Linked DNA regions of Homo sapiens: region 1 is linked to region 2. A link is a loop called in an ENCODE intact Hi-C map of the cell type or tissue named here. Cell type or tissue: ascending aorta. All regions are shown on one strand. Links, peaks and the distances in the headings refer to the core of each region. The heading gives the core; the rest is flanking DNA.

The links. A loop is a pair of places that touch in the nucleus more often than their neighbours do. Peaks named below come from ENCODE experiments on the same cell type or tissue, not always from the same donor. Only the 100,000 strongest peaks of a DNase experiment are listed, where the experiment ranks them.
Region 1: a loop joins it to region 2, with 6 times the contacts of the local background. A loop is called at or near these places in 53 of 110 quality-filtered maps.

Annotation. Positions count from the first base shown.
Region 1 is chr7:74,194,299-74,208,938 of GRCh38, reverse strand. EIF4H (eukaryotic translation initiation factor 4H) reads right to left here. Exons shown (of 7, transcript NM_022170.2): 6 at 14,061-14,198; 7 at 11,843-13,770. The coding sequence ends at 13,631. Among named protein-coding and RNA genes, the nearest start is that of LAT2, 8.4 kb to the left of the region's middle. RefSeq lists enhancers at 5,190-5,279, 12,299-12,800. In ascending aorta, for the core only: a CTCF peak has its summit at 5,556; a DNase peak (open chromatin) is centred at 5,584.
Region 2 is chr7:74,066,477-74,069,093 of GRCh38, reverse strand. It overlaps ELN (elastin), which reads right to left. Exons shown (of 33, transcript NM_000501.4): 32 at 2,318-2,362; 33 at 1-437. The coding sequence ends at 394. Among named protein-coding and RNA genes, the nearest start is that of ELN-AS1, 5.5 kb to the right of the region's middle. In ascending aorta, for the core only: a CTCF peak has its summit at 1,079 (motif pointing left); DNase peaks (open chromatin) are centred at 150, 663, 1,053 and 1,383; H3K27ac peaks cover 2,102 bases.

The sequences.
Region 1 (14,640 bases), core at 4,417-6,916, 140 kb before region 2:
GGGAGGCTGAAGCAGGAGAATCACCTGAGGTCTGGAGTTCAAGACCAGCCTGGCCAACATGGTGAAACCCCATCTCTACAAAAAATTTAAAAATTAGCTGGGCATGAGATGGACCAAGACACACACAGAGAGACACACAGAAAGATACAGAGAGCCACAGACTGTCAGAGACACACACAGATGGGGAGAGAGCAAGAAACAGGGAGATAGAGGCCAGGTGCAGTGGCTTGCACCTGCAATCCTAACATTTTTGGAGGCTGAGGCAGGAGGATCGCTTGAGAACAGGAATTTGAGACCAGCCTGGACAACAGAACGAGACCCCATCTCTAAAAAAATTTTTTTAATTAGCTGGGTGTGGTGGCACACACCTGTAGTCCCAGTGTTTTGGGAGGCCAAAACGGGAGGATTTCTTGAGCCCAAGAGTTGGAGGCTGCAGTGAGCCGTGACTCTGCCACTGCACTCCAGCCTGGGGGACAGCAAGACCCTGTCTGTCTGTAAAAACAATAAATAGGCCGGGCGTGGTGGCTCACATCTGTAATCCCAGCACTTTGGGAGGCCAAGGCAGGTGGATCACCTTATTTAGGTCGGGAGTTTGAGACCAGCCTGGCCAAAATGGTGAAACCCCATCTCTACTAAAAATACAAAAATTTGCCGGGTGTGATGGTGGGTGCCTGTAATCCCAGCTACTTGGGAGGCTGAGGCAGGAGAATCACTTGAGCCCAGAAGGCGGAGTTTGCAGTGAGCCAAGATCGTGCCACTGCACTACAGCCTGGACAACAGAGCGAGACTCCATCTCAAAAAAACAAAACAAAAACAAAAAAACCCAAAAAACACAACAAAAAAATTTAAAATAATAATAATTATTATTTAATTAATAGCTCAATGGCCTTGGGCAGCTGTTTAATGGTCAATAGCACAAGGCAGTCCACCCACTTGTGGGATGTGGCTTTATTGACCTCAGGTGCCAGAGCATCCTGGCCTCCACAGGGAACTATCTCACTCGGTCCTCATGTCTGTGTGGATGGCAGCCACGGTGTCCACCCCAGGGCTGGGCACAGGAGCACCGCTGGGCAGGAGTGGGCTGTGGTCCCTCTGCCTGTGCTATGAGCCGTTCTCTGCACCCCGATGCCAGGAGCCTCATCTGTGCAGTGGGGTGATGAGACCCCCAAGGCTGGGGTGGAGCAGGGCTCTCCTTCCTTCTCCCACCCTTTAGCGCCCTCGCTGTCTGCAGCCTCTGACACTCGTGCCGTCCACTCCTCCACCTGTCTTTGGTCACTTGTTCCATCTGCCCTGCCCTCGTGGCCTCTGCAGGGGTCTCTCTGTCCCTGCCCTGCCCACCTACATCCCGCATCCTTTGTCTCTGTGTCCATCTGTCTCATCCTCTGGGACTCTTGCTGTCTGACCCTCTGTCTCTATTCCTCGCCTGCTTTTTTTTTTTTTTTTTGAGACAGGGTCTCACTCGGTCCAGAGGTGAAGCTGAATTTGAACCCAGACCCCAAAGCCTGGCTTCCTCACTGGGACCCCCTGACTGGCTCCTCCTCACACAATGGGAACAAGCCTGCAACAGTTTCCCTTCAGCCCCAGACTGTGCACCTGGATAGAGGTTACCTGCTGTTCTTTCCCCTTTTTTAAAATTTTTTTTGAGATGGGGTCTCACCCGGTCACTCAGGCTGGAGTGCAGTGGTGCAATCTCAGCTCACTGCAACCTCTGCCTCCCAGGCTCAAACGATCCTCCCACCTCAGCCTCCAGAGTTAGCTGGAACCCCAGGTGCATGCCACCACGCCCAGCTAATTTTTGTATTTTTTTTTTTTTGTAGAGACAAGGTCTCACTATGTTGCCCAGGCTGGTCTTGAACTCCTGGCCTTAAGCGATCCTCCATCCTCAGCCTCCCAAAGTGCAGGGATTACAGGCGTGAGGCCACCGCGCCTGGTCCCATTGAACCCGGTGTTTATCCCACCTGCTGGAGACACCAGGGAAGAGCATGACGGTCCCCCACCTCCTATATGTCTGGCATTTCAGAACCTTGGCCCCCAGTCCTGGACGCCTCTAGGCCTGGGACCCTGGCTCTGGGGTCCCACTCTCAGCTTGGGGCTAGGTTTCTCTTTTAGCCTTGGCCGCGGTGTCCCGGCCTGGCCAGAAAGAGGTGGCCGCGGAGACGAGCGGCTAGGCCCGCTGCTGCCACCTCGTGGACAAGGAGGGTAGCACATGCTCCAGAGACCGGTTCTGAGAGATTCTGCAGGCGTCCGTGTCAGGAGCTCACCCTGCCTCCCTCTGTGGCCGGACTAGGACTGAAGCTAGGGCCATCAGACGCCCAGACCTGTGCCTGTGCGAGCAACCGCCACCCTCCCTTGTTCCATCCAGCAATGCCAAGTGCACTGGATTCAGGACCACGTTTCCTTCCCACGGTAACCGGTAAGAAGACAGAGGCTCACAGAGGTGAAGCTGGATTTGAACCCAGAGGCCAAAGCCTGGCTTCCTTGCTGGGACCCCCTGACTGGCTCCTCCTCACACAATGGGAACAAACCTGCATCTGTTTCCCTCCAGCCCCAGACTATGCACCTGGACAGGACTTACCTGCTGTTCTTTTTCTTTCTTTTTTTCTCATTTTTTTTTTTTAGATGGGGTCTTGCTTGGTCACCCAGGCTGGAGAGCGGTGCGGCGATCTCGGCTCACTGCAAACTCTGCCTCCCGGGTTCAAGCAATTCTCCTGCTTCAGCCTCCTGAGTAGTTGGGATTACATACACCTGCCACCACGCCCGGCTAATTTTTTGTACTTTTAGTACAGACGGGGTTTCACTATGTTGGCCAGGCTGGTCTCAAACTCCTGGATTCAAGTAATCTGCCTGCTCGGCCTCCCAGAGTGCCGGGATTACACTGCACCCAGTCTGTTCTGGTTTTTGTTTTTTGTTTGTTTGTTTTTGTTTTTTTTTGACAGGGTCTTGCTCTGTCACCTATGCTGGAGTGCAGCGGCAAGATCATAGCTCACTGCAGCCTCCAACTCTCGGGCTCAAGTGATCCTTCCACCTCTGCCTCGCCTGTAGGTGGGACTACAGGTGCAGGCCACTGTGCTTGGCTCATTTTAAAACTTTGTAGTGATGGGGTCTCACTGTGTTGCCCAGGCTGTTCTTGAATGCCTGGGTTCAAGTGATCCTCCCACCTTAGCCTCCCAAAGTGCTGGGATTACAGGCATGAGCCATCGCACCCAGCCTACCTGCTCTGTTCTAGCTCCCTGCTTCCTTCACGGGCCTGGGCACTGGTAGGTGCTGGAGGGAAATGGTCTGTGAAAGGACCTCATATGCAAAACGATCTTACAGACAGAAGCGTGGTCTTTTTTTTTTTTTTTTTTTTTGAGATGGAGTCTCATTCTGTCACCCGGGCTGGAGTGCAGTAGCATGATCTCGGCTCACCTCTGCCTCTGCCTCCTGGGTTCCAGCGATTCTCCTGCCTCAGCCTCCCTAGTAGCTGGGATCACAGGCACCTACCACCACACCCAGCTAATATTTGTATTTTTAGTAGAGACTGGGTTTCACTATGTTGGCCAGGCTGGTCTCGAACTCCTGACCTCAGGTGATCCACCTGCCTCAGTTTCCCAAAGTGTTGGGATTACAGGCGTGAGCTACGGCACCCAGCCAATAAGTCTGGTCTTGCACAGCTGGGAGAGGGGTAGATCTCTGCACTGTTTTGTCCAGACCCAGGGCTTGCCCGTCATAGGAAAAGAGGATGCATGTTCCAGCAAGATAATGAGAGGCAGCCCTCCAGAACAGGCAAGAATGCTATATGCGTCTCAGTCTATAATTTGTGTGATAGCATCAAGGTTGACATGCTCTTACCCTAGGGACAATAAATAAAGTGGGGGCCCGGCAGAGTGGCTCACACCTGTAATTCCAGCACTTTGGGAGGCTGAGGCAGGAGGATCGAGCCCAGGAGTTCAAGACCAGCCTGGCCAACATGGCAAGACCCGGTCTCTACAAAAAAATTATAAAAATTAGCTGGGCGTGTTGGTGCACCAGGAGCTATGATCGCGCCACTGCACTCCAGCCTGCGGTGACAGAGCGAGCCCATACCCAGGATGTTTTCTGGAATAGATGAGAAGGCGGCAGTGGAGCAATGAAGGGGACTCGCCCCATAACCAAAAAGGAGGAGTTTCACTTCCCCTGGGAAGGGATCTAAACTGGTGACTGGGGGTCAGGTCTTTCCAAAGGCCACCAATAACGCGTTGGGTTGCTGGTCTATTTTCTCTTTGTTCACCCCAGCTGGGATCAGATCGTTGCACATTTGTCTCCAGGTAACAATAACTAGGTGTTGTAGGCTTCCCTTCTTGAGCCCTACAGACTTGCTTCGCCCTTTTCCCTTTGGTTAAGAGCTGGCCCTGGTCTTTATCTCTTCCCTTTCTCCCTCCCTCCTTCCTTTCCCCCCTCCTTCCTTCCCTCCCTCTTTCCCTTTCTCCCTCCCTCCCTCCTTCCTTCCTTCCCTCTCCCTCCTTCCTTCCCTCCTTTCCCTTTCTTCCTCCCTCTTTCCTTCCCTCTCTCCCTACTTCCTTCCCTCCCTCCCTCCTTCCTTCCCTCCTTTCCCTTTCTCCCTCCCTCCCTCCCTCCTTCCTTCCCTCCTTTCCCTTTCTCCCTCCCTCCCTCCTTCCTTCCTTCCCTCCTTTCCCTTTCTCCCTCCCTCCCTCCTTCCTTCCCTCCCTCTTTCCCTCCCTCCCTCCCTTCCTCTTTCCCTCCCTCCTTCCTTCCCTCTCTCCCTCTGCCTCCCTCCTTCCTTCCCTCCCTGCCTCCTTCCTTCCTTCCCTCCCTGCCTCCTTCCCTCCTCTCCTTCCCTCATTCCCTCCCTCCCTTCCCTCCCTCTCCCTTCCTTCCTTCCCTCCCTGCCTCCTTCCCTCCCCTCCTTCCCTCATTCCCTCCCTTCCTTCCCTCCCTCCCTCCTTCCTTCCCTCCCTCCTTTTCCTTCCTTCCCTCTCTCCTTCCTTCCTCTTCTCTTTTTATTTCTTTCTCCTTCCTTTCCTTCCTTCTTCTATCTCTTTTTTTCTTTCCTCTCTCTCTCTTTTTCTTTCTTTCTTTCTCTCTCTCTTTTCCCTCCCCACCCTCTTTTACTTTCTTTTTTTAGAGACAGGATCTCACTCTGTCACCCAGGCTGCAGTGCACTGCTGTGATCTCAGCTCACTGCAGCCTCAGCCAAGTGGGCTCAAGCAATTCTCCCACTTCAGCCTCCAGAGTAGCTGGAGCTACGGGTATGCACCACTGTGCCCAGCTAATTGTCTTTATTTTTTTTTTTTTGCAGAGATAGGGAGGGGTGTCACTCCATTGCCCAGGCTGGTCTTGAACTCCCGGACCCAAGCGATCCTCAGGCCTCAGCCTCCCAAAGTGCTGGGATTACAGAGCTAACGCACCTAAGCCTTCCCTTTAAAACATTTTTTTAAACCCATATCCCTAAAGTTGCCTGGGACATCCTTCCCTTTTAAGAGCAGAACTGCTCCTGCCACAGAAAACAGAAGCCCAATGCTTGCGGCCATCAGCAGAATTATCGGAGAGAGGAAAAACTTTTCAACAGCTGCTGAGAGAAAGTTTAACCACAAGGGGGGGTGTGACTGTGGGACACTGGTGTGGGATGGTATTAGGTTGGCACAAAAGTAATTGTGGTTTTTACCATTACTTTCAATGCACGGCTGCGCCTGTAAATCCCAGATACTCGGGAGGCTGACGCTTGAACCCGGGAGGTGGAGGTTGCAGTGAGCCGAGATCACGCCACTGAACTGCAGCCTGGGTGACAGAATGACACCCTGTCTCAAAAAAAAAAAAAAAAAAGACAACAAACTAGACAGTTCCTGTTCAGTTGCATAAATTCTAGTGCACTTATATTTTTTTTTCCCCACAACTCAATCGTTTTTGGTATATTACATTATTTTTTTGAACTGTGATATAAATAACAAATGCTGGCAAGGATGTGAAGAAAAGGGAACCCTTGTACCCTACTGGTGGGAACATAAATTACTACACCCACTATGGAAAATGGTTTGGAGGTTCCTCACAAAACTAAAAATTGAGCTACCATATGATCCAGCAATCCCACTGCCGGGTATATACCCCAAAGAAAGGAATTTTGTACCTCGAAGAGATACCTGCACTGCCATATTTATTGCGCCACTGTTCACAACAGCCAAGATTTGGAAGAAATCTAAGTGTCCATCAACAGAAGAATGGAAAAAGAAAATGTGGTATTTATACACAAAGGAGTACTATTCAGCCATCCAAAAAGAATGAGATCCTGCCATTTGCAACGACATGGATGGAACTGGAGATTATGTTAAGTGAAATAAACCAGGCACAAAAACACAAACATCAGCCGGGCGCGGTGGCTCACGCCTGTAATCCCAGTACTTTGGGAGGCCGAGGCGGGCGGATCACGGGGTCAGGAGATCGAGACCATCCTGGCTAACGCGGTGAAACCCTGTCTCTACTGAAAATACAAAAAATTAGCTGGGCGTTGTGGCGAGCGTTTGTAGTTCCAGCTACTCAGGAGGCTGAGGCAGGAGAATGGCGTGAATCCAGGAGGCGAAACTTGCAGTGAGCCGAGATCGTGCCACTGCACTCCAGCCTGGGTGACAGAGCGAGACTCCGTCTCAAAAAGAAAAGAAAACAAAGCAAACACAAACATCGCATGTTCTCACTTATTTGTGGGATCTAAAAGTCAAAATAAGTGAACTCATGGACTTAAGAGACTAGGAGGGGCCGGGCGCGGTGGCTCACGCCTGTAATCCCAGCACTTTGGGAGGCCGAGGCGGGAGGATCATGAGGTCAGGAGATCGAGACCATCCTGGCTAACAAGGTGAAACCCCGTCTCTACTAAAAATACAAAAAATTAGCCGGGCGCGGTGGCGGGCGCCTGTAGTCCCAGCTACTCGGGAGGCTGAGGCAGGAGAATGGCGTGAACCCGGGAAGCGGAGCTTGCAGTGAGCCGAGATTGCGCCACTGCAGTCCGCAATCCGGCCTGGGCGACAGAGCGAGACTCCGTCTCAAAAAAAAAAAAAAAAAAGAGACTAGAAGGATGGTTACCGGAGGCTGGTAGTAGAGGCTTGTGGGGGGAGGTGGGGATAGTTAATGGGTACAAAAAAAAGTAGAGCCGGCCGGGTGCGGTGGCTCAAGCCTGTAATCCCAGCACTTTGGGCGGCTGAGGTGGGTGGATCACGAGGTCAGGAGTTTGAGATCAGCCTGGCCAACATAGTGAAACCCTGTCTCTACTAAAAATACCAAAATTAGCCGGGCATGGTGGCGCGCGCCTGTAGTCCCAGCTACTCGGGAGACTGAGGCAGGAGAATCGCTTGTACCCGGAAGGTGGAGGTTGTGGTGAGCCGAGATGGCGCCACTGCACTCCTGCCTGGGCAACAAGATCCAAACTCTGTCTCAAAAAAAAAAAAAAAAAAAAAAAGTAGAATGGGCTGGTGGTGGCTCACGTCTACAATCCCGGCACTTTGGGAGGGGGAGGCGGGTGGATCACCTGAGGTCAGGAGTTTGAGACCAGCCTGGCCAACATGGCGAAACCCCATCTCTACTAAAAACACACAAAAAATTAGCCTGGTGTGATGGCACGCACCTGTAGTCCCAGCTACTCACGAGGCTGAGGCAGGAGAATCATTTGAACTCGGGAGGTGGAGACTGCAGTGACCTGAGATGGCGCCACTGCACTCCAGCCTGGGCAACAAGATCGAAACTCTGTCTCAAAAAAAAAAAAAAAAAAAAAAAAAAAAAAAAAAAAAAGAATGAATAAGTGAATAAGACCTACTATTTCATAGCACAACAGGGTGACTATAGTCAATCATATCTTAATTGTATATTTTAAAAATAACTTAATGTAATCGGATTGTTTGTAACTCAAAGGATAAATGCCTGGGGGGATGGATGCCCGTTCTCCATAATGAGCTTATTTCATATTACATGCCTGTATCAAAACATTACATGTAGCCCATAAATATATACATCTACTATGCACACACACACACACACACAATTTTTTTTTTAGACAGTGTCAGCTCTGGAGTGCTATGGCACGATCTCATTTCACCACAACCTCCACTTCCCAGGTTCAAGCGATTCCCCTGCCTCAGCCTCCTGAGTAGCTGGGATTACAGGCGCTACAGGCGCCTGCCACCACGCCCAGCTAATTTTTGTATTTTTAGTAGAGATGAGGTTTCACCACGTTGGGAAGGCTGGTCTCAAACTCCTGACCTCAAGTGATCCACTCACCTTGGCAAAGTGCTGTGACAGGCATGAGCCACCGTGCCTGGCCCCACAAAAATTTTTAAATTTTAATGTTTAAATTTAAAATTTTTTTATTTTTATTATTATTTTTTGAGACAGAGTCTCACTCTTGTTGCCCAGGCTGGAGTACAGTGGTGCAATCTTGGCTCACTGCATCCTCCACCTCCTGGGTTCAAGCGATTCTCCTGCTTCAGCCTCCCGAGTAGCTGGGATGACAGGCAGGAGCCACCACACCTGGCTAATTTTTGTATTTTTAGTTGAGACAGAGTTTCGCCATGTTGGCCAGGCTGGTCTCAAACTCCTGACCTCAGGTGATCTGCCTGCCTCGGCCTCCCAAAGTACTGGGATTACAGGGGTGAGCCACCACACCCAGGCCTGTTATATTGTATATATTTTATCACCGTTTTTTAAAAAAAATTTTATGCTAGGCCCAGGCTGGTCTTAAACTCCTGACCTCAAGCCATCTCCCCACCTTGGCCTCCCAAAGTGCTGGGATTACAGGCGTGACCACGGTACCTAGCCTCATACATTCCTTAAAGCTGACTAAAGCTATCGTTTTTTTTTTTTGGAGACGGAATCTCACTCAGGCTGGGGTGTAGTGGTGGAATCTCAGCTTACCGCAACCTCCACCTCCTGGGTTCAAGTGATTCTCCTGCCTCAGCCTCCCTAGTAGCTGGAACTGTGAGCCACCATGCCCGGCTAATTTTTGTGTTTTTAGCAGAGATGGGGTTTTGTCATGTTGGCCAGGCTGGTCTCAAACTGCTGACCTTAAGTGATCCATCCGCCTCAGCCTCCCAAAGCGCTGGGATTATAGGCATGAGTCACCTCGCCAAGCCTCTGGTGAGCATATTCTTAACTTCAGAGTATAATGCATGAGAAAGACTTCTACCGATTCCAAGGAATCTAGGTGCAATTTAAAGAATTTCTGGGCTACCTGAAACCCTCCTCTGACACCCCCGCCATCCCAATCTCGTTTAGAAGGACAAGCTCAGCCGCTTACCTCGTCTCCCACGGTGAAGGAAAGAACAGGATATAGGTTATCTGCAGTGTCCAAACCGAGTACCGAAGAACCTGCCGCAGTGAAATAGTGTGCTTTGATTTGTATATTCAGTATTTTACAGAGTTACAGGGTGTTTACAGATGGGGAACAGTAGGTTATAATTTTAAGTACATAGTATTCATTATTTTTCTTTCATGACCAAAACATGCAAAGGGAAGACTTGTTTTTTTTTTTTAGACTGAGTCTTGCTCTGTCGCCCAGGCTGGAGTGCAGTGGCGCGATCTCGGCTCACTGCAAGCTCCCCCTCGGGTTCACGCGATTCTCCTGCCTCAGCCTCCCGAGTAGCTGAGACTACAGGTGCGTGTGCCACCACGCCAGGATAATTTTTGTATTTTTAGTAGAGATGGAGTTTCACCATGTTGGCCAGGATGGTCTTGATCTCCTGACCTCGTGATCGGCCCACCTCAGCCTCCCAAAGTGCTGGGATTACAAGCGTGAGCCACCGAGCCCAGTCTAGGAAAACCCTTAAGACTGGAAGTGTTCATGAGTCTGTCAACCTCACAAATGAGAAAGTGACTTAAAACATCTCAGCATTGGCCTGGCGTGGTAGCTCATGCTTGTAATCCTAGCACTTTCGGAGGCCAAGGTGGGAAGATCTCTTGAGCTTAGGAGTTTGAGAAGAGTCTGGGCAACATGGTGAAACCTCTACAAAAATTGAAATAGGCCAGGTGCAGTGGCTCACGCCTGTAATCCCAGCCCTTTGGAGGCCAAGGTGGGTGGATCCACCTGAGGTCAGGAGTTTGAGACCAGCCTGCCCAACATGGTGAAACCCCATCTCTACTAAAAACACAAAAATTAGCTGGGCGTGGTGGCATGTGCCTATAATCCCTGCTACTAGGGAGGCTGAGGTGGGAGGATCGCTGGAACCCAAGAGGCGGAGGTTGCAGTGAGCTGAGATTACACCATTGCACTCCACCCTGGGTGGCAGAGCATGACTCTGTCTCAAAGAAAAATAAATACAAAATAAAATAAAATCTTAAAACATCCAGCCAGGCGCAGTGGCTCATGCCTGTAATCCCAGCACTTTGGGAGGCAGAGGCAGGTGGATTACCTGAGGTCAGGAGTTCGAGATCAGCCTGGGCAACACGGTGAAAACCTGTCTCTACTAAAAATGCAAAATTAGCCGCGCGTGGTGGCCCATGCCTATAATCACAGCTACTCAGGAGGCTGAGGCAGGAGAATCGCTTGAACCTGGGAGGTGGAGGATACAGTAAGCCGAGATCGTGCCATTGCATTCCAGCCTGGGCAACAAGAGTAAATCTCCATCTCACCAAAAAAAAAAAAAAAAAAAAAAAAAACAAAAACCAAAAAAACAAAACATCCAGATGTGGCCAGGGTCTGACTTCAGAGAAGCCCAGTGAGCCTGGCCCCAGTGACCAGCTCCCTGGGAAGTCTTCCTTCAGGTTTTAGGCCGTTTCACCACCCTAAAGGCAAGGTCAACCCGTGTTCTAGGTTAATCAGCTCTTCTTGTTCTAGACTTAATCTCTGTTAAGTAATGTCCTTCATTGAGAAAACCAGGCTATTCCCTAGAAATCACCAACTAAAAATAGATGTCAGGGCCAGGCATGGTGGCTTGTGCCTATAATCCCAGCAATTTGGGAGACTGAGGTGGGTGGATCACTTGAGGTCAGGAGTTTGAGACCAGCCTAGTCAACATGGTGAAACCCCATCTCTACTATACAAAAATTAGCTAGGCATGGTGGTGGGTGCCTGTAGTCCCTGATACTTGGGAGGCTGACAAGAGGATCATTTGAACCCGTGAGGCGGAGGCTGCAGTGAGCCGAGATCACGCCACTGCACTCCTGTCTGGGTGACAGAGGGAGACCCTGTCTCTGAAACACCGGTCCTCTCTACCACCTACTCTTGGGTAGAAAGTAGTTGAAGCAAAAGAGTTACTCTAGGCTCCCACCTGAACAGCCCTTGCCTGCCTTACTAAAATTTAGTCGTGGTCCGGGGTCCTCCATCACCAGACAATGCTCCTACCTCAAGGTAGGCAAGGTCTGCCTTGGCCAGGCCCTTCCAAAGTCAGCCAGGACTTTGCCAAACACGCATTCATGCCCCGCACCTTGCCCACTCAGCTCTTCTTTGTCTGCCTAAGTCAATTTTAACACTATCCAATACCAACCTATAGCAGCACCTCCCCAGAGTCAGGATCTGCTGTCAGGAAGCAGCAGCCCTCCCAGCCATGAGGGGCACCTAGAATTTCGTTTACAAGCAGTTGTTAAAAGAAGCCACATGTTGTGTAAATGCTTGATTTCTTCCATCTTGGGAAAAAAATGTTCCTTTACCTAACCAAAAACAGCCAGACTTTCAAGGTTTCTGCCTGGTTGGGAAAAGGACATTTTTAGCAAGTGAGGGGAAAAAATTGGCATCCTATTTCTAATCATCACCAGCTTTTAAAATAACTTCACTCATCCCAGAATTAAAATGACAGGAAGACTCTTCCATTTCAATGGTGCTTCCCAAATTTAAAATTGTTACATTCCATGAGCAGCTAAAAAGAACTCAAAAATAAAGGCAAGCATTAAATATTACGTAAGGTTTTCTTTTATTTAAAAGATCATTCACAAAATACCATATCCATAGATTTACTTTCTGTCATATAGCTGAATGTGTTAAGTGTTTGGAATTCCATTCTTACATTTAAAAGTCAACTGGATTGCCCAGCAGTTTAGATGCATGTGTTTTGTTCTTTATCTTATCCACATTGAAGATGTAAGTAGGTCATCTGAAAGCATCGGGTTTGATTACACCACATAATGCATGTCTTTCTGAAGTTAAGTGTTGGTGTTACACAAATGGTTCTTATCTCAGAAGCAGAGAAGCTGACAGGTGGAAGGAAGGAGAGAGAGTTCTGTGGATTGCTGAGGCCTTGTAACAAGACACAGTAGGAAAAGCCCAGGATGACGGCTGGTGACCAAATACTAAGCACATTCCGCTGGGTGCCCCAGGCCACCCTGGCCCTGCCATCACCTGGCGAGGGCCTCTTTCCCAGGCTCCTGCTGCCGGCCGCCCCCAAACTGCTCCCCATAGGACAGACTGGGACTTGGGTACTGAAGGATTTTTCATCTGTTCACACGCAGGCGTTCAAGCTCAAAAGCCTAACCCCTAGCACTCCCACATAACTGCTGAACCCTGCACATGGGAACAGTCCAGTGTGTCCCCAAGATGTGGCCGCAGACCTAGACAGCTGCAGTCCTCTACTGCTATCTGAAGGTTCCTGACAGCTCTGCATAGTACAATTTATCAAAGGAAATGAGTAAAGTGCCAGATTCTAGACCCATTTTGGCTCTGAACTGAAGGGGAGGTGGGAAGCACAGTATCTCATTATGTTGCCTATACTAGGAACAGATCCACACAACACACAGGCAACAGGGATGGGGGGAAACGCTGCGTCAGCGCCGCAGTCAGCCCAGTGCAGCACCAGCACCACCCCCTCCACCCCCAAAGCGCCTTGGCCCAGCAGAAAAGAAACCCGCTGGCCATTCACTGCACCCAGCCAGAGAGGCCAGCCTCCACCACGCACGGCGAAAGGAGTGAACTAGCTGGGACACACACACGTGTGAATGCATGCAAGCATTCACTGCATCTTCTCCGTGGACTCCCTACCGCTCTTCCATAGCCCCCCCTTTCAGCCTCACTGTTTCTCGTGTGAGCCTATCTGCTTGGACAGTCCACTCGGGAGGGGGTCATGGAGCCAGGACTCCCTCTAAATAGGAATGGAAAGGACCCTGCAGATATTTTTATCCTAGTTGTGAAAACAAGGTGCCTCTGATTCTCTATATCCATCACAGCTGAATACCAACAAGGTCTCTGCTGTTCCCTCTGTCAGTGACTCTGGTTTTTGTTGGAAGCCCCAGCAATACAGAACTCAACATGCAGGTCAGAAGAGAAGCACTGAGGGAATGAAAGGAAACGCCTGGAGTTGGGCCAGTGTCTAAAGTAAAGAGAAAGCAAAGGAAAAATGACGCAGCACCGCAGCCCAAACGCCCCCCCACGGCGGCCACCTCTGCTCCTCCGAGGAACCCCATGTGCTGCTGGGAAAACAAGGAGCAGGAGAAAAAGGACAGAAGGAAAATGGGGAAGCAGCGGAAGAAAGAAAAAAACGCACAAACAGGCACTAGATAGATACAGCAAAGCCCAGAATGTACTAAAAACCACTTGTTAACAGCTGACATGCACTCACAAGCTGTGTTTCCGCTGTGAGGAGGCCAATGGCAGGCGCAGGAGTGGCGGCTGCAGGACGGCTGCCCGGGGACTCACCAGGCTGTGGTCCTGCTCTAACCCCCCACGCCCCATTCCCTCCCAACCGCAGGCTCATTCTTGCTCCTTTTGAACGACTTCCTCTCTAGGCCTGGCACCCCCGAAGATAGCAGAGTTGGGATTGGCTACTTGATTGAGGGGCGTCGCGACTGTTCGAGGTTTAAGCTGGAGTCGTGGTCTCTGTGCTCTTTCCTCTGGGGGAGAAAAAGCAGAGTTTGTCAGAGTGTGGATCCCATTCCATATCCAGCAAAACGACCATGCTGATGTTGCTGTCAGCAAACCAGCCCACTTTCTAAAATTCACCTGGCCTGCTACCCCAACAGCAGATGCTCTAATGACCAAGGTGAACTTGCTATTCCAGAGAACGTGGGGATCTATGCCGACAACTCTGTGTGCCGTAGAACGCCAAGTCCCCACGGGGTGTGAACCGGCCATGATCATCCCATCAGGACAAGATGCCCTCCACTGACACATGAGCCCGTACCTTCTGTGGGTTCTCTGAAATCCATGTTGGATCCACGGAGGGGAGGGCCATCTCTGAAGCGGCTGCCCATGGGGGGGCCTGTTCGCCGGTCGCCTGGGCGACTACCTCCCCTGCCCCCTAAGAAGTCATCCCTGAAGCCTGAGGAAGAAACAGGACACTGAATTACTTTTCAAACTATCGTCTCCAAGCTGCTTATAGAATAATGTTCTGGGAATTGTTTGAGTTTCATTTTAAATTCTTTAGTTTGTCCACTATCTGAAGTCTCTCCAAAATAAAGTGTGTTAAAAGTGGGTCCAAATGCCAATGTGTGGAGTAATGACAGCGCTAACAGACTTCCCAAAGAAAAAGGAATCAAGATCTTAGGAGAGCAAACAAACGAGCTGTTTACATGCTCAGCTTGCATGAAAAGTAGAAAAATATTAATACCACGAAACTGTATTTTAATACGGCTTAAGCAAAACAAGAAAGCCTCAAAGCAGGTTGAACTCTATTTTCTAATAGAAATCTATACAGCTATTTTAAAAGATAAACCTGAAATTTAGAAGTATTTACAACTCAGAACACAAAAATCACAAGAAAA
Region 2 (2,617 bases), core at 1-2,500:
CCATCTTTAGAGGAGCCCCAGGTAGGGGGTTCCCCGAGGGGCCACCCTTCCCTCCTCCCTCCCCCCAGGAAGATAAGAGCACCAGCGTGTAGCACCAAGTTCCCCTGGAGATGGAGGCTGTGTGGAGGGGGAGCTCCTAGGTGGGAAGGGATGGGGTGGGGGGCCAGGACCACATGGCCCTTGCCTCTGAAGTAGGGGGCCTCCTGGTCGGGGCACTTGGCCGCTCCCCTCTTGTTTCCTTGCCCTGTGGATCTGCAAGGCCGCCCGGCCTGCCCGTTCCCTCCTGGGGTGGGGAGTCGGAGGGGCATGGGATGGGGTTACAAAGGGTTTACATTCTCCACCAAGCAGTAGCACCAACGTTGATGAGGTCGTGAGTCAGGGGTCCTAGGAAGCTCATTTTCTCTTCCGGCCACAAGCTTTCCCCAGGCAGGCCCCACCTGGACGGGAGGAGGTGCACATCACTGTGAGTCCGGCCCCTCTCAGTTTCGGCTCTAATCCCCGCCTGCTCTGACCCACTCGAATGGAGGCTCCAAGAAGCCAAGAGAAGCCAAGTCATGGCCCCAGGCCAAACTCAGACCTGATCCATGCCATCAACTTCCACTGGACAGATGGGGCGGGAGAAGCCCCCAAGATATTACTTGGATGAAACCAACGCTCGCAGAAAAGGGGGCAGGTCATGGGGCCTGGCTGGGGAAGGACGGGGCCTGGCACTGGCTCCTGGCTCCACTGCTCCAAGAAGCCTTTCGGGGAAAGGCTAAGAGCAGCTCCATCAAGGAACATGGGATGAAGGGAGAGTCAGTGTCTGCAGGAGACGGCCCTCTCAGGGAGTGGGGTGGACCCATACATCTGAGAGGGCATCAGATAAGTAAATCAAGGCCCAGTAGAGGGAGAGAGGGTCTTATCCACATAGTGTCTGAGCTGGGACTCAAACCCAGGATTCCTACCCCCTCCTGGGAATAGTCTGATGGGTGAACCCTGTTTCAAGGCATCAGTCTGTATTAGGTAAGGCACCATTGTCTAGTAGCGCGGCCCGGAGCAGTTCCTAACCCTGCTTGAGCCAGATATGGCTCCTTACCGCCACCTGGTGGCAGTGAGCAGAGAGTGGGGCAGGAACAGACATCTGCCTCTGAAGGTTTTTTTTTTTTTTTTTTTTTTTTTTTGAGACGCAATCGTCTTGCCCTGTCATCACCCAGGCTAGAGGGCAGTGGTGTAGTCTCAGCTCACTGCAACCTCCGCCTCCTGGGTTCAAGCAATTCTCCTGTCTCAGCCTCCAGAGTAGCTGGGATTACAGGCGTGCACCACCACACCTGGCTAATTTTTTTTTTTTTTTTGAGACGGAGTCTTGCTGTGCCGCCCAGGCTGGAGTGCAGTGGCGCAATCTCGGCTCACTGCAAGCTCCGCCTCCCGGGTTCACACCATGCTCCGCCTCCCGGGTTCACACCATTCTCCTGCGTGAGCCTCCCGAGTAGCTGAGACTACAGGTGCCCGCCACCATGCCCGGCTAATTTTTTGTATTTTTAGTAGAGACGGCCGGACGTGGTGGCTCACTCCTGTAATCCCAGCACTTTGGGAGGCCGAGGCGGGCGGATCACGAGGTCAGGAGTTCGAGACCAGCCTGGCCAATATGGTGAAACCCCGTCTCTACTAAAAATACAAAAATTAGCTGGGCGTAGTGGTGTATGCCTGTAGTCCCAGCTACTTGGGAGGCTGAGGCAGAAGAATCGCTTGAACCTAGGAGGCAGAGGTTGCAGTGAGCCAAGATCGTGCCACTGCACTCCAGCCTGGGCAACAGAGCAAGACTCCATCTCAAAAAAAAAAAGAAGACTATAGTATTTTTAGTAGAGACGGGGTTTCACCGTTTCAGCCAGGATGGTTTCCATCTCCTGACCTCGTGATCCACCTGCCTTGGCCTCCCAAAGGGCTGGGATTACAGGCGTGAGCCACCACACCCGGCTAATTTTAGTATTTTTAATAGAGACAGGGTTTCGCCATGTTGGCCAGGCTGGTCTTGAACTCCTGACCTCAGGTGATCTGCCCTCCTCAGCCTCCCAAAGTGCTGGGATTACAGGTGTGAGCCATCACACCTGGCCATGAACTGTGTTTTTAAAAAGCAAATGTTCCCTGTGTTTATAAGAGGTCAGCAAGAAGGAGGGGAGGCTCTACATTCAGCTCGGGGTCCAGCCTCGTGTGACCTGAGGCTGTGGGGTCCACCCCTGGGTGCTGGCTCAGCCCTTCTGAGCAGGAGATGGCACAGGAGAGGAGGGAGGAGGTGGCTGCAGCTCCAGGGCAGGGCCCAGGGGCAGGGAGCCTGGCATACCTGGGAAAATGGGAGACAATCCGAAGCCAGGTCTTGCTGCCACTCCTGCAGGAGAGATTTCAGGTTGGTGGGTTGGTAGGGGTGGAAACTGACTCCAGCCTCATCACTTTCTGCCTGCACTGGCTCACCCAAGACCTCTGTCTGGGATCACCTCCTCTCCATCCCCCCCACTATATAATTTTTTATATTTTATTTTATTATTATTTTTTTGAGATGGGGTCTTGCTCTGTCACCCAGGCTGGAGTGCAGTGGTGCGATCTTGGCTCACTGCAACCTCCGCTTCCCAGGCTCCAGTGATTC